Linked DNA regions of Homo sapiens: all the other regions are linked to region 3. The links are chromatin contacts, found by Hi-C or POLR2A ChIA-PET in ENCODE. All regions are on one chromosome and are shown on one strand. Each heading gives the region's core, a stretch centred on a gene start or an enhancer-like site at or near the end of the contact. The rest is flanking DNA. Distances are from core to core; before and after follow the strand shown.

What was found. Hi-C counts contacts between places; a loop is a spot of excess contacts on that map. ChIA-PET counts read pairs that join two places held with the same protein, here RNA polymerase II (POLR2A). Pooled maps may share reads with other maps.
Region 1: a map of mammary epithelial cell shows a loop between it and region 3 (12-fold over the local background). The contact joins two enhancer-like sites. A Hi-C loop is called at or near these places in 1 of 168 maps with a recorded cell type or tissue (mammary epithelial cell) and 5 of 50 pooled maps. POLR2A ChIA-PET finds 5 or more read pairs at or near these places in 1 of 52 experiments (naive thymus-derived CD4-positive, alpha-beta T cell).
Region 2: a pooled map shows a loop between it and region 3 (2.2-fold over the local background). The contact joins two enhancer-like sites. A Hi-C loop is called at or near these places in 2 of 50 pooled maps. POLR2A ChIA-PET finds 5 or more read pairs at or near these places in 3 of 52 experiments (activated CD4-positive, alpha-beta T cell, activated T-cell and activated naive CD4-positive, alpha-beta T cell).
Region 4: a map of PC-9 shows a loop between it and region 3 (5-fold over the local background). The contact joins two enhancer-like sites. A Hi-C loop is called at or near these places in 2 of 168 maps with a recorded cell type or tissue (A673 and PC-9) and 4 of 50 pooled maps. POLR2A ChIA-PET finds 5 or more read pairs at or near these places in 1 of 52 experiments (GM10248).

The regions. Positions count from the first base shown.
Region 1 is chr3:156,749,928-156,753,344 of GRCh38, forward strand. It overlaps LINC00886 (long intergenic non-protein coding RNA 886), which reads right to left. Exons shown (of 3, transcript NR_038387.1): 2 at 1,168-1,256; 3 at 1-487. Among named protein-coding and RNA genes, the nearest start is that of LINC00886, 65 kb to the right of the region's middle. RefSeq lists an enhancer at 925-1,678. Within about 2 kb of position 1,629, at least 7 of the 41 ENCODE cell types and tissues checked have a DNase peak (open chromatin) inside an H3K27ac peak, as active enhancers do; they include mammary epithelial cell, where a contact is called at or near this core.
Region 2 is chr3:156,726,131-156,729,759 of GRCh38, forward strand. No RefSeq gene overlaps it. Among named protein-coding and RNA genes, the nearest start is that of TIPARP-AS1, 52 kb to the left of the region's middle. Within about 2 kb of position 2,246, at least 3 of the 41 ENCODE cell types and tissues checked have a DNase peak (open chromatin) inside an H3K27ac peak, as active enhancers do.
Region 3 is chr3:157,128,314-157,131,541 of GRCh38, forward strand. No RefSeq gene overlaps it. Among named protein-coding and RNA genes, the nearest start is that of LINC00880, 6.9 kb to the left of the region's middle. RefSeq lists enhancers at 1-1,055, 105-314. Within about 2 kb of position 1,823, at least 32 of the 41 ENCODE cell types and tissues checked have a DNase peak (open chromatin) inside an H3K27ac peak, as active enhancers do; they include PC-9 and mammary epithelial cell, where a contact is called at or near this core.
Region 4 is chr3:156,628,940-156,632,220 of GRCh38, forward strand. No RefSeq gene overlaps it. Among named protein-coding and RNA genes, the nearest start is that of TIPARP, 44 kb to the right of the region's middle. Within about 2 kb of position 1,637, at least 5 of the 41 ENCODE cell types and tissues checked have a DNase peak (open chromatin) inside an H3K27ac peak, as active enhancers do; they include PC-9, where a contact is called at or near this core.

The sequences.
Region 1 (3,417 bases), core at 379-2,878, 380 kb before region 3:
AAACATAACTTAAAAAACAAAAAACAGCACTCTAAACTTTTTTACCATCTAACTCAGGCCCCCAGTTTTCAGTCAATAAATTATTCAACTCCCCCCGCCCCAACTTTAGTAGAATGGAACACGCTCTTCTGCTGTGTGACAATGGAGAAAGGAGGTTGATGTGTGCAACTGCCACAGCCCCCCACCTTCCTGGGAATGCTCGCCTGACTTTGGGCAGACATTGATGTGGCCCTAATGACTATTTTGACTGTGTTCTGTTTTACAGCTCTACCCAACACACAAGAGGTGAAGTACTGCTTTGTTTTCAGAATTAAACTGTCTCCCAGGAAGCCTTCTAGGGTCCCCTTTGCTTTTCCTTGGAAAGGCTCCAGATAAGAGACAGGCTATTGTTCCTCCACAGCAATTCACAGGCTTGCTTTTCAAATAATTTATCCAATCTCTTCCCTCCATGATAGCCTAGGCTTTCCCTACAATCACATGATGTGACCTGTAAAGAAAAATAAAACAAACACTTATCTGGAGTTCTGACTCAAAGAACTGGATTCTATGGAAATTACAGGCTTTTGCTCTGGCTGTACAGATGTGAGTAGGAATCCATGCATGGCTAATGCAGGAAGGGAACTGGCCTCCATGTGCACAGGCCTGCCAGTGTGTGGGTGGCCCAGGATGAAGCCAGACCCTCCTGGGCAAGCCTCAGCTGGGTTTGAGTCTCCGAGCAGGAGGCCTGGGACTCACACCTGTCCACTTAAAATGTGACAGCCCCCACCACTAAGCTTGCATTCACACAGCCCCAGAAGATGGACTGTCCCCAGCATCCTCACTTGTGTGGTGGCCTCTCATTCCTGTGGCCACTTTAACAGAGCTTGGCTCACCCAGGACCCTGCTTGGATACAAACAAGCTGGCCTTTGATGACAGGAAGGGAGTGGAGATTCCCTCAACGTCGGAGTTTTAATCTTGGTTCTGGGAGACATTACCTCCCTCTTTGTGGATCGCTGATTGCTTTCAAAACAACCAGGAATCATTTTACCTTACGGGGCTAGTGTGTGCTATGATTAATTTAGCTAGGCTCTTAGAAAACAGTAAATGGTGAGCAGCCCTGTTAGTTCCCTTTTTAGAAAGCACTTTAACACCCCTGGGCAGCTAGTTTGATGAGAAGTGCTACTCACCATGACTCTCATGCGCATTCCTTTTTCTTGACTGATTCTCGAAAGGCTTTTCAGTCCCTCTGATAAAAATGCACTGCTTCCAAATGAGTCTAAAAATTAAGCAGGAATACAAATTTTATCTTTAAAAAAATAAATCCTAATTTCTAATGAAGGAAAAACAAGAAATAATTTCATGCTAATTAGGAGGGAGACACATAGCCTGCATTTTGGAGATAAATAGGACAAGCTTTTGAGTTTAAAGTTTAACTGGAAAATGTCTGCCTCAAAGGAAAACTCAATTTGAAGAACTTGCTCACAGCTTAGGGATCTCACTCAAGCCATTCTTACCCTTTCCCCTTCTCTTTCCTTTCCTCTCCCACCCTCTCTTTCAATGCCGAACCCCAGAGGCCACGGGAGTGAGTCTTCACAAGGCGCATTAGTACATCTTGGGTGGTGCCGAAAAGCAGGGATTACAAATGCTGGAGACAGTTTGGCAGCGGATGTGCCTCAACCCAGCTCTGCGGATTCCACATTCTTCCCCTGGAGGGGAGCCGTCGCCGCGGTTGCCTGAAAGCCCATACTGCCAGCAGCCAGGGGTTCAGCAAATGCCTGGGGAGCTGAAGGGTTTTCTAGAAACCTGTCCAATCTCTGCCTCTTTCTCTGGGGTTGCACAAGGATGTGCCAAACTCAACCCGTTTGATAGTTTTAAACGTGCCGCTTACATGTGTTTTTAATTTTTATGTAATAAAGGAATGAATGCTTCATAATTAAAGACCAGTTGGTGATTAAAATCAGTTTCGTTGATGACTAACAAACACAAATAAAACCTGATATAAATCTTTATGAGATCTGTGAGGCCCACAGCAGCGACAGTTCCTCTTCTCCTGACCATGTTTTCTCTGAAGCAGCATGTCTCTCCACTTTCCCTCAGCTTTGTTTTGCCCTAGTAATTCTCTCTGGCTTCTACAATTGCCTATCCTTTAACCTCCTGTTTTTGATTACCAACTCGTGTTTATTTTAAATGTAGTTACTCGCCAATTAAATAGAAATTAGCTACATTTAGAGACAGGGTTCCTGATTACTGCTTTTCCTTTGGCAACTGTTAATTCTTCTTTAGGCAATCCTGAAAGCAGAAATCCCAAGGTCCAGATCACCTTGCCAGGGCACCTTAGGGTAGCTACCTGTTAAATCCAGAGTTGAAGGAATCAGGGATGAGATGCTCGCTTCACCTGTTGGGACCTGGAGCAAGTTGGGCTGTACTGGAGACGTTTCCTGTTGTAATTCAGTTAACTCTTTTTTTTTTTTGACGGAGTCTTGCTGTGTTGCCCAGGCTGGAGTGTGGTGGTGGGATCTTGGCTCACTGCAACCTCTGCCTCCTGAATTCAAGCCATTCTCCCACCTCAGCCTCCCGAGTAGTTGGGATTACAGGCGCCTGCCACCATGCCTGGCTAATTTTTGTATTTTTAGTAGAGACAGTGTTTCACCATGTTGGCCAGGCTGGTCTCGAACTCCTGACCTCAAGTGTTCCACCTGCCTCGGCCTCCCAAAGTGCTGGGATTACAGGCGTGAGCCACTGGCCCGGCCAACCCATTTTTGATTCAAGACAGACTCTCCTCCAGAAGGAGGAGGAAGAGGAGGAGGTGGGGGAGGAGGAGTGGAGCGGAGGTGGGTAGAGGAGGAGGAGGAGGAAGAGGAAGAAGAAGAAAAAGAAGGAGGAGGAGGAGGAGGGAGAGAAGGGGAAGAAGCCATCTTCAACTTTTGTTTTTTAGGGCAGCTGAAATCCATCTTCCTTTTCACCCAAACACTGATACAGCTGCCTGTTTGGGTGAAGGAGAGGCTCCCTTTCTGGGTTGGATAGAGCACATAGGCTATAGCAGTCAGCATCAGGGAACAGTCAACATGTAGCCTTCCTATTTTTAAATCAAAGCCATTGTGCTAATCACCCAGATAATCTGATATGGATATCATTTATTCTAAAATGAGAACAAGAAACACATCTGTGACAGAATTCATTAGTGCAGTCCTTTTTCAGTCCCAACATGTGCTTCTGCAGATTGCATATGTCTATATAAATTCTATAGGTTGTATTTCAATTTATATTGCTTCTTCATGAGGAAATGTCTTCTCCCGTTGCTGTGGTTTGAATATTTGACCCCTCCAAACCTCATGTTGAAATTTGAGCCCCAGCATTGGAGGTGAGGCCTGGTGGGAGGTGTTTGGGTCATGGGGGTAGGTCCCTCATGGGGGCAGGTCCCTCATGGGGGCTCTCTT
Region 2 (3,629 bases), core at 996-3,495, 400 kb before region 3:
ACCTGAAGCAGGTTCCTCTTAATTGCCGAAAAATGTGAATTTCTCAGAATAGTGAGAGAGTCTGCTGCTCAGTTTCTTATGTAAAAATTGCATCTAGGCTTTTAGGCATCAGTCCCGTGCCAAGGGGTGGCTTTGGGACTTTAGGCCCACTTTATCACCATTGGGCCCCCTTCCCCAATTCTTTATATGAACAATTGGTGTTTTCTTAAGCTTATATGAAGTGCTACGAAAGCATGGCTTCAAGGTCCAGCTGGCACCCACTTCCATCTGAAATGCTGCTCCTAATCATCCCTATAGAGAAGACACTCCTGGGCATGGTCATCCAGACTTGAAGACAGAGGAGAAAGCAGCCATCCCTGCACTGTCTAAAGACAGCCTCCTTTGTCAGGTTCTTCTGACAAATGAGGTTCTTCTTCTAGTCAGACGTACCACCTCCAGGAAATTTATTCTTAGTAGCCTTTCATAGAGTTTTCTGCTATAATCTCAGTGAGCCCAGCCATCTAAGTGAACTTCTGACTTTGTGGAAGAATGTGGTGGGACTGGGTGATCCTGTGTAGGACAAACCAGCAGCACTTGGTTTAGGAGAACTCCAAGTCTGCCAAGTGGTTTCTTCTCAGGCTCAGGCTCTACAAGTAGAAACTTCCAAATATTAATATTTAACACTTAGCAAAAGGGCCTGATTGTCACACAGGACCCTCACTCTAAGGGCTGTACCAAGTTCTGACCCCTCTAGACCTGGGCACTTGAACAGCTGCCCTCTCCAAAGCTTGGAAGAAAAGACAATGTAGAATTGGGAGTGACCAGAGGCATTTTGGGGTTTGTTTGAATCACCTGATTTCTAAGATATAAGGACCAAAGTTGATCCAAAGGGTTGATACTTTTTCACTTAGTATATTTTCCCTAGCTCTTTTGTAAAATACCCTTCACAGAAAAATGAGCTACACATTTGGATTTAAGAAATGTACAAGACTCTGAAAAGAGGTAATGCTAGAATTCTGCCATAAGTAAGATTCCCCAATATATTTCCATGGAAGTTGTCAAATATCTATCTGCCTGCCTTGGATTTTCTATCCAGAAAATAAGAATTTTCCTACAATTAAGTTTCCTGAAGAAAGAGGAGGAGAGAAACACATACTTCCTAGCATGTGAAATGGGGAGCACTGTTAGATTCCCACTCATATGAACCACCAAGATTGTTTCTGAAACAAAATACCCTCTAATTGAGTTGCCCCTTACAAATGCTCATTTTGCCAAGACTGGCTTAGTCTTCACAATGTCTGCCCTTCAAATGATATCTCATAGCAACCTGTGTGTCGACTCAGTTTTCCAGGGCTGAGGGCACAATGGTAAGGATAGGGCTTTCTCTGTAGTTTCTAAATCTTCTGCATAACTGTTCAGTCCAGGACCTGTGGACAGCCAGCGTGGCTATAGCTATAGCCTAACCCTGAGGCAAAACTGTATTTTAAAACCCAGTGTGGGGTATCAAGTCAGGAGATCTGAGATTTTGTCCTAGCTGAGGGAGTGTGAACAAATCATCTGACCTCTATATATTTGTACTTTGTCTGTGGCATAGAGGCCATTCTATGAATGGCTATAAATAGGCTTGTGACTGACTGTCTCTGAAGAAATCACAGATGATCAGATCTTCTGTGATTTCTTCAGAGACAGTCAGTCACAAGCCTTTTTAAATGTCCTTTCTCACTGAGGTGGGTAAGAGGAGTGCAGGGTTCTCAGGGGTACCAACAAGGCAAGGCCCAGCTGTTATCCCCAGTGGCTAACATAATGTAGTCAAGGTTCATTCATCACTCATCTAGTACTTATTGAGTCCCTACTGACCTGAGCCATGCATGGGTCTAGGCCCTGGGGATAGAGCAGCCAAGAAAACATCATCATTTCCTGCCTTCAAGAAGCTTCATTTGCATATGGCACGAAAGGCTGGCCCACAGTCGTTCTGATACAGAGCTAGAGCCTTTAGAGAGCTAAGGGGCTAGCCCTCAACCAGTGCTTCATTTTTCATATGTATATTAATGTTTTCTCCCTGTCAAGCTTGCAAGATACCCCAAGAGTATGTGTTGTCCAGAGGCAGTAGAGCCACCCAGGGTGGGAGCAGATGAATGTGAGCCTAGCCTCAAGAGTAGCACTTGACCCTGTTGCTGAGACACTTGTTGTGCACCCCTGGACCAGCAGCTCCCACTTTGGCCCATTTCTTTGTTGACAAAGTAGGGATGATGCTATGTGCTTGTCTCCTAGGGATGCCTGTGAATCATTCACCAGTCACTATTGGAAAAGTCCATTTCAGACGTAAGGGCAAGTCAATGAAATGAGCTTTGCAACTTGCCTCCGCACAGCTAACTTGCTGCTAGCCTTTCAGGAGACCCACGTGTAAACACAGGACCGTGTAATTAACCTGATGTCAACACCAGCTGTACAAAGGCACAAGGCTAAGGGGAGTCAGGTGGCCCAGGAGAGAGACAATCAGCAAACTTTGGGAGAGAAAGAGCCCTTTTCTCTGGCTTTTTATTCACATCCCTTTAAGGGAGGAATGACCTACCAAATGTGTGTAAACAGTTTCCGGGACTGGTGAGTTTCATTCACACAGAAAGAACAGAAAGTTACCCTGGAAGGCATTTATTTTCTGAGAGGCCATGGGCAGCCAGCGGCTGTGGGCACTTATCCAGGTTCTTCAGGTGGAAGCCTGAATTGCCCCCAGCAAATAATTTGAGATGGTGGTGTCTGTTGTGCTAAGTAGGGCATGGAAGATGCACTGTGTTTGGTCCTGGCGGCTGCTGACAGAGTTGGGGGAGAGGTGGAATTTAATGGTTAAATTTCTATCCCCCATTTTTCCCAATGTTTTTCTTCACATGGGAAAAACCTAGATATTTTGATGAGATGATTTATAGTGAATAAAGCAACTTGAAAATTGAAGGAGTGAAAGAAAGCCATGTTGTTATTATAGCAACAAAAATTGTAAAAGTGAATTCAACATGAGGCTAAAACATAAAGAGCTTTGAAGAATGTCAGGGCAAGACGTGGCATTGCTAAGGACTTCTTGTTTCCACAGTTTAAAGGAAAACTTTTTAAATCAACTTGTTATCCCTCCTCCCCTCAGAAATAATGTAAAGCTTATCTTAAGAAAGGTAGAGCATCCTAGCAAAGGAGGAAATGTTTTGGGTTTAAGCTAATATAAATTAGGAGCCAGACCTCTTGCTTATCTGTGACTAGTAGCCAACTGTCCACCAACCCTTCCTGCCTTCATTCCTTTTCTTCTTTTTCTTCTTGTCCTTACTCCCTTCTCTCCCCCTCTTCTAATCAGGATTAACAGGTTTTAGTAGTTGAAGTAAAAATGGACACCTTTTTGACCTCTCTGTCCTCTAAGATGTTCAAAGTGCATCACATGCCTAGAGTGACTGAAAAGTAACAAGACAGAGTTCCAGATCTGGCTCTGGGAGATCAGTCCCATCACTTTGTGGTCACAGGGCACTGTTTGGGGGATTATCAGCGTCCAGAGAGGGAGTTGGGCAGGCAGGCAAGTGACCCGGCAGGAATGTGAGTATGTGGCAAGCAGTGCTCTGAGTTAGTTTCACAGTAAGCTGCCCTCATTGCCTTCACTATGGGAAAGCCATCCCTTT
Region 3 (3,228 bases), core at 573-3,072:
AAGAGGCACGAGGAAGGCACTGGTGGGAGGCTTGGGGTGAGAGGCCTCTCCACCAGGGCAATGAGTTATCCTGTCCCTTTCTACTGACTCACCACTGAAGGCCTTGGGCAATTGTGCCAGCCAGAATCACAGAAGTGGCTGCGAACTCAGAGATAACAGAGTGGTCCAGGGAAGCCCCAGTGGACTGAGTCATGGCCAGGCTCTCACAGCCCTCTTCTCGAGTCAGCATCGACTCCCTGTGATCTCCCTGGAGCCTCAGACTCTCAGAAGAGCAGGTCTCAGAACACTGGAGATGAAAGGAACCTGAGACACCATGTCATAAGCCCTGCCCACCAACCTCCCTATCATGTGACTTCTCGGGCTGGTTGTGTTTTTTTTTTCCCCAGCTACTCTGATAAATCACATTGTTTGGATGGCTGAGCTCTGTCTCTGGTCTGACTTTAAAATTAAGGTTCACTTTGCCCCTCAACGCCATGGGTCCAGCTCTCAGGACTCCTCCAGGCTACCTTTACCTTCCATTTTTGAGGTAGTGTCATCTACCAGCAAGAGCTCTGAGCCATAAATCAGGAAACCAGGGCTTCCTGCTTCTGTCCTCTGACCAGACAGAAATGGAGCATTCACCAAGTCACATCATCTCTTTGGGACTCATCAGGGTTTGACTGTGTTTTCCCCAGAGTCCCTTCTAGTACCAACAGGAGAGGATCAGATCATCCTAAAAGCCCTCTTCAATTCTGAAGTCAGTCATCCTCTATCAGAGTTCCTGAACACAGCCAGGCTGGTTCTGCCGGGGATAGCCGTGGCTTGTGACTGCCATGCCTCTCCTCCTCCCAGGAAGGTACAGAATCCACAGCCTCAGGAATGCCAGGCATTCTGCCAAGGGCGCCCTTCCTTTTCTCGGTCTGGTTTCTCAGTCTCTCTCTTCCCAATCTAGACTAGACTGTCACCTCCACTCACCAATCCCGTGGAGGGGTCAGGGGTGGGACGGAGGAGAGCCAGAAACGATGAACTGCGACTCTACTCCTCATCTGTGTGGCAGGCCTGTCATTCCTCCTCCAGTCGGGCCTGCCTAACTAGACCAGCACTGGGGTCACTCTGCGTGTGAGTGGGGAGGGATTCCTGCCTATCCAGTGACCCTGCTTAGTGGGTGGATGCCACCTCTGTCCCTGGAGCACCCGAAGCACCCAGGGGCCCCCACCTACCTGTTTCACTTCTCCAGGGCTTCCGTGTAAGGCCACCTCCCCCACCTCAGGCCTGGCCCCTCTTTGCTAAGGACTGCTTATCCCCAGGATGTTTTTGGCACCTTCTGGGCCACAAAGGTGCTTCCTGTAAAAGAACAAACCGCCCCAGGTTGCCTTTTGACACATCTATTTCAGGGTCAGTTGGCATCTTATGTTTCGCCTAAAAAACTGAACAATCTTTTTTCTCTCATCCAGTAAGAAAAGTCTTTTTTTTATTTTCACATGGGTTTATGCACCCCCTGCCCCCCACCTTTTCAGAAGGAGGCTCAATGCAAGTATCTGTGTTATAAACTAGCTTCCTACACTGGCCCTGCCCCTGCGCGGACTTAGCCTTCCTAAGAAGGGGCTCCTTTTCTCCTGGCATGTGCTCGGCTGCTGGAGAGAAAGGCCTATTGTTCTTCATGTGCCCAGTACACTCAGCCAGGCAACACGCTGGGTGTTCCTCCCAGGAGGTAGAAAACCGCCTCCCCAAGATCGGATCATTTTATACCTTGTGTTTTGTTTGGTTTTGTTTCTGGCCTTTCCTTCTTTGCTGTACCTCCTTCCCGAGCGCTCAGAGCCCATAGAGCACTTATTTCTTTCCGTTCCCTTTGCACAGTGAATTGCCTTTTGTATGCCTTTGATGTGATTGCTCAGCTTCCAAGGGAGGGGAACGAGTGTCTCGTCTCTCCCACCTAGAGGCTCGTGCTGCCTGTGGTCAGGAAGAGAGCGAACAAAGGCGTGCTTGGCCCCGAGGGAGGCTGGGGTAGGGCCCACGCGTGGAATGTAGGGTCTCTTCTGCCCAGAGGTGGAAAGTCGAGCAGTGCTTTGGGGTCTGCGGGGCTCTCCAGCGATGATTTGGGGTGCTCATGGCAGGGCTGAGCTGGGCAACAATATGAGGAGAGGTTTTGCTTCTTGGTCCCTGTCCCATCTGCTTAGAGTATCCGGGTTGTCTGGGGCTCCGAGGGAGGAGCACTACAGCAGGAGCCAGGAATTCGCCTGCCTCTGCCACCGTGTGACCCCGCATGACACTGACCCTCCCAGGGGGAGCCTCCCTTTCCTGGCCCTTGAGTGGGGCAATAACTCCTGCCCCACCCGCTGGCTTTCTGGGTCTCATGTGGTGAGGAGCAAACACGACACTCTCTGAGGAAACGCGGTGAGAAGCAAGAGCCCTTTGTGAGTCAGAGGTGGTGGCTGTTGCTGTCTTTCCCACTGTTTACCAGGCGCCCCCCACCCAATTTCCCGTGAGCATCTAGTGACCCCATGCTACCCCCTTGTGGCCAAAATGCGACTCATCATTCATTGCTGTGAAATTACCTTGCTATTAAAATCGTAAGGAAAAATAAATAATGAAAGTAATTAATAATAATGAATATATAGTAATTAACCCAGACTGGAATACCTTTACTTTTCATCAATAAATCCATAAAATATAATTTTTAATACTTTTTGATGGAGGAAATGGCGCATGAAGAAAAAAGTGCTTAATGTGGGCCCAGACCCAAGGTGAGCGTGGGACTGAGGGCGCCCTTCCCGGCTACTACCCAGCTGCTGGCGGCGCCAGGGAGGCCTGCCCGAGGCCAGACGGTGGCCACTTGCCGAGGCTCCCCTAAAAGGTCCTATATGTCCCCAAGATGATGGGGCCAGGATGAGGAACAGGTGAGAAAGCACTTGGCCGCTCTTCCTCAGCTCTTTAAAATCTTTTCAGGTCCCTCAAGATTACAAAACACTTTAATAGCTATCTTTTTCTTTACTGAGATAGAACCGGTTGTCTGGAGGCAAATTAGAGCTCCTGCATGTTGAAAAATAAGTGACCAATAACTGCGTGTTTCCTCGTTACAATCTCCTTCCTCAGACACAATCTCACCTTCCACTCACCACAGCCCTGAAGCAGAACTATCCTCGTTTTCAGACGAGGAACTTGGGGTCTGAGAGATCATATGCTGGTCAGATGGAGCAACAGCCTGAACCCAGGGATTCTGATATCAAACCCCTCACTTTTTTCTTTTCT
Region 4 (3,281 bases), core at 387-2,886, 500 kb before region 3:
CCACTATCTGAACCTGCTGCAGCCTATTACCCACTTCTCCTTCTGTTTGCTAATAGAACCTTGATAATAGTCCCAGATAAGAAATCATGACTGGCCTAAAACTGTGGTTTCCAGTTCTGCTACCATTAGAATCACCTGGAGAGCTTTGACTATACGGAAGCCTGGACTCCACCAACAAATTAAATCAGAACATCTGGGGGTGGGACCAGGAAACGGTATCTTTAAAAATGCTCTCCAAATGTTTTTAATGCACCACCAGGGTTGAGAGCCATTGGTGGAGGTCAGTGACTCTCAAAGTGTTTTTTAAAGTCCGGAAGCATCCGCATCAACTGAGATATTTAAATAATACAAATTCTTAGGTCCAAACCCAGGCCTACTGAATCAGCATCTCTGGGGGGTGGAGCCCAGCAATCAGTGTTTTAACAAGCCCTCCAGGGGATTTCAATGCTTGCTAGAGTTTGAGTAGCACTAGTCTAAGTCCATTATGATAAGCCTGTTCCCTGATTTCCCAGCCTTCCTTCAACAACAGGTGGCTGTGTGACCCAGTTCAAGCCAATGCCACCCAGCAGAGTTCTACTGAGAAAACGTGGTTTCTGGGAAAATTTTTGCTTTCTTGGTACAAGGGAACACACATCATGCACTTCTGCTTCTTCTTTCCTTACAGTCTTGGGGGTAGGTAGTCCCTGAAGCCTCAGCTGCCATTTTGGGATCATGAGCAAAACACACTTGTGGAAAGTCCAAGAAAATCACAGCGATGCTGCCCAATACTAGCAGTAACCTACCCTCAGACTTCTAGTTATAAGAAAAACCCTACTTGTTTAAGCCATTGTTAGTAGAAATTTATGTTGCTTGCAGCTGAACAAAATCTTTATACAGAGTCAAATTTCCAAGTACCTTTTACATGGAGAAAACTCAGAGCTGAACCCAATACTTTTACATGGAGCTAGTAACACTAAATTTCAGGGAAGGTCATCTTCTAATTGTGATATTCTAAACACTTCATCAGTAGATCTTAAACCTGGCTGCCTATCAGGATTACCTGAGGAAGCTTATCTTAAATGATTCATGGACCTCACCCCAGATATACTGAATTTGAATCTCTCAAATTGGGACTGGGAGACTCTGTAACTTAACAAGGCGATTAGTATGCCCTCAGCTGACCCCAGTCCACAGCATGGCTGAGACTAGGGTGAGGCAAGTAAAAAGCCCAGGGTGCAAAATTTAAGGAGGCACTCACTCTCAGGGTTGTGCAAGCATAGGGTCAACAGTTGCATGTCCAGAGAGTAGATGCCTTCTTTAATTTTGTGTCCTAGGCACCTCATTTGGCCTCTTCCTAGCCTCTACCCTGATTCAGATAAGGTAGATGTAACAGGTGGTGCCAGTCATTTGTCATGACATGGTGGTAACCCCAGCCAAATATTCCTTTACAAAAATTCACTGATTGTTCCAACTGAATTATTTTTTTAGTGGTGGTTCCTGCATCATAAAGACATAGCCTATACTCTATAAATAATGATAATATATAGTTTATTTTCAATTTGGGTTATGCATCTAGGTGTCAAATGACAACAATTTCCTTCTGAGCTGAAAAATAACTACAGCACTGATTGTCTCAGTCCCTGTTCACCCACATAAAAACAGGAATGTGATCCTGAGAGAGAAGAATTTAATTGGGTGAGTCAATAGGTGTCAGGTATCAGCATGTTGGTGGCAGAATCCAGGGCTGCAGTCCTCATGTAGCTACTAAATAATCAAGTATTGGTTACTTGAATTAAAAGTGGAAACTAGTAGGTGTTGGTAAAAATGTGTTGAGCTTGGCTACTCCTGTTTTCCAAAAGCATTTTAGGACACATATATGCTGCAGTATCCCAGAAATAGAAGTGTGGGTAACTTAACCCAAAGTTGTGGTTCCTGTGTCCAGCCTGTGTTGGATGGTGTGTCAGCACAATGAATGCTGAAGAATCTCTGTGGACTGTCATTCTAGAGCCTCCTAAGAATGCCTCACTAGGGTTGGCAGAGAGGTAGGGGTGCTGGCCAGGCAGACGAAGGGAAGTCCACACACGGCTTTGGTTGAAGCAGTGCCAAAGGCCAGGATAAAAGCTGTAGACCTGTTTAACTCCAGATTTTAGGGCTCTCGCTTTTGATTTTATAGATGTAGTACTGATGGGAACAGCTGGTGGTATGTAGCGGGAGGACAGCCTGAACAAAGTGAAATATACGAGGTTCCTCTCATCATCCCTCCCTACTTCTGCAGAGGTGGCATTAGAGCACCTTTCATCTTAATGTGACTGGTGAATACCCCAGCATCAGGCAGATATTTCACATGTGCTTGCCAAAAATAATAACCACTCTTTTCTGCCCGATGGATGCTAGACACTCTGATTCCTCAATCTGTGATTGTCCCTCAGGTCTATGGCAGCAGGAATAGATGTCCTGCATCTTACCATGGAGAGGGAATTAGTTACAGTTCTACTGGTGAATCAGGAATTGAGTAACTCTCCTGGAGGCAGCTTCTCTACCTCCTTTCCTGACAGTCATTAAAGCAGGCAAGGCGGCACTCAGCAGCAACTGACAAGCTGGAACTGAATTAAATCAACACCTGAATGGTCAGAGGGTTTAGAAGGAGCCAAAAATGTGTTTTCCAGCCAGGATGATTGAGAACCCACACCTGGTGCCAGAGTACAACACACAGGTGCCTGCCAGGGCACCCAGGCAGATATGCTATGCTCCTGGTATAGGGTGGGTGGAGGGGGCTCTGCCTGCAATGTCACACTCCTTTAAACACAGGTCGGGTGTTGCTACAAGATGCATCTTGAGGTATGAAGAGAAGAAATGACACAATGCCTGGGGCTTGTTTTAACATACTTCAATTTAAGAACTTCAGCAAAGAAAAATAATAAAGGGGGCCAGATAAAGCAAATGTAGCAAAATTGTGATCATTATTGAATCTGGATGTTGGATAAATAAGGATTTTCTATTAGGGTAAACAGGATTATTCTTGCCCCAATAAGACAAAAAGGAATAGAATAATTTTATGGCAAATAGGATTATTCTAATTGTTCTTACTTTGTGTACCTGAACACTTTCATAATTAAAAGTCTGTTTAAAAATTCCAATCAATCATTATAAAGCTTGTAAACCTCACATTAAGTTGATGTATGCCTTTGAATACTACTCATTTCTTTCAGGTGACAGCAAGCAATAGGGAGCCAGAACCGCATGGAATTTGGTTTGAAATGTCCTCCTCACCCAGCCCCATCCACCACCACCTACTTGGGCTC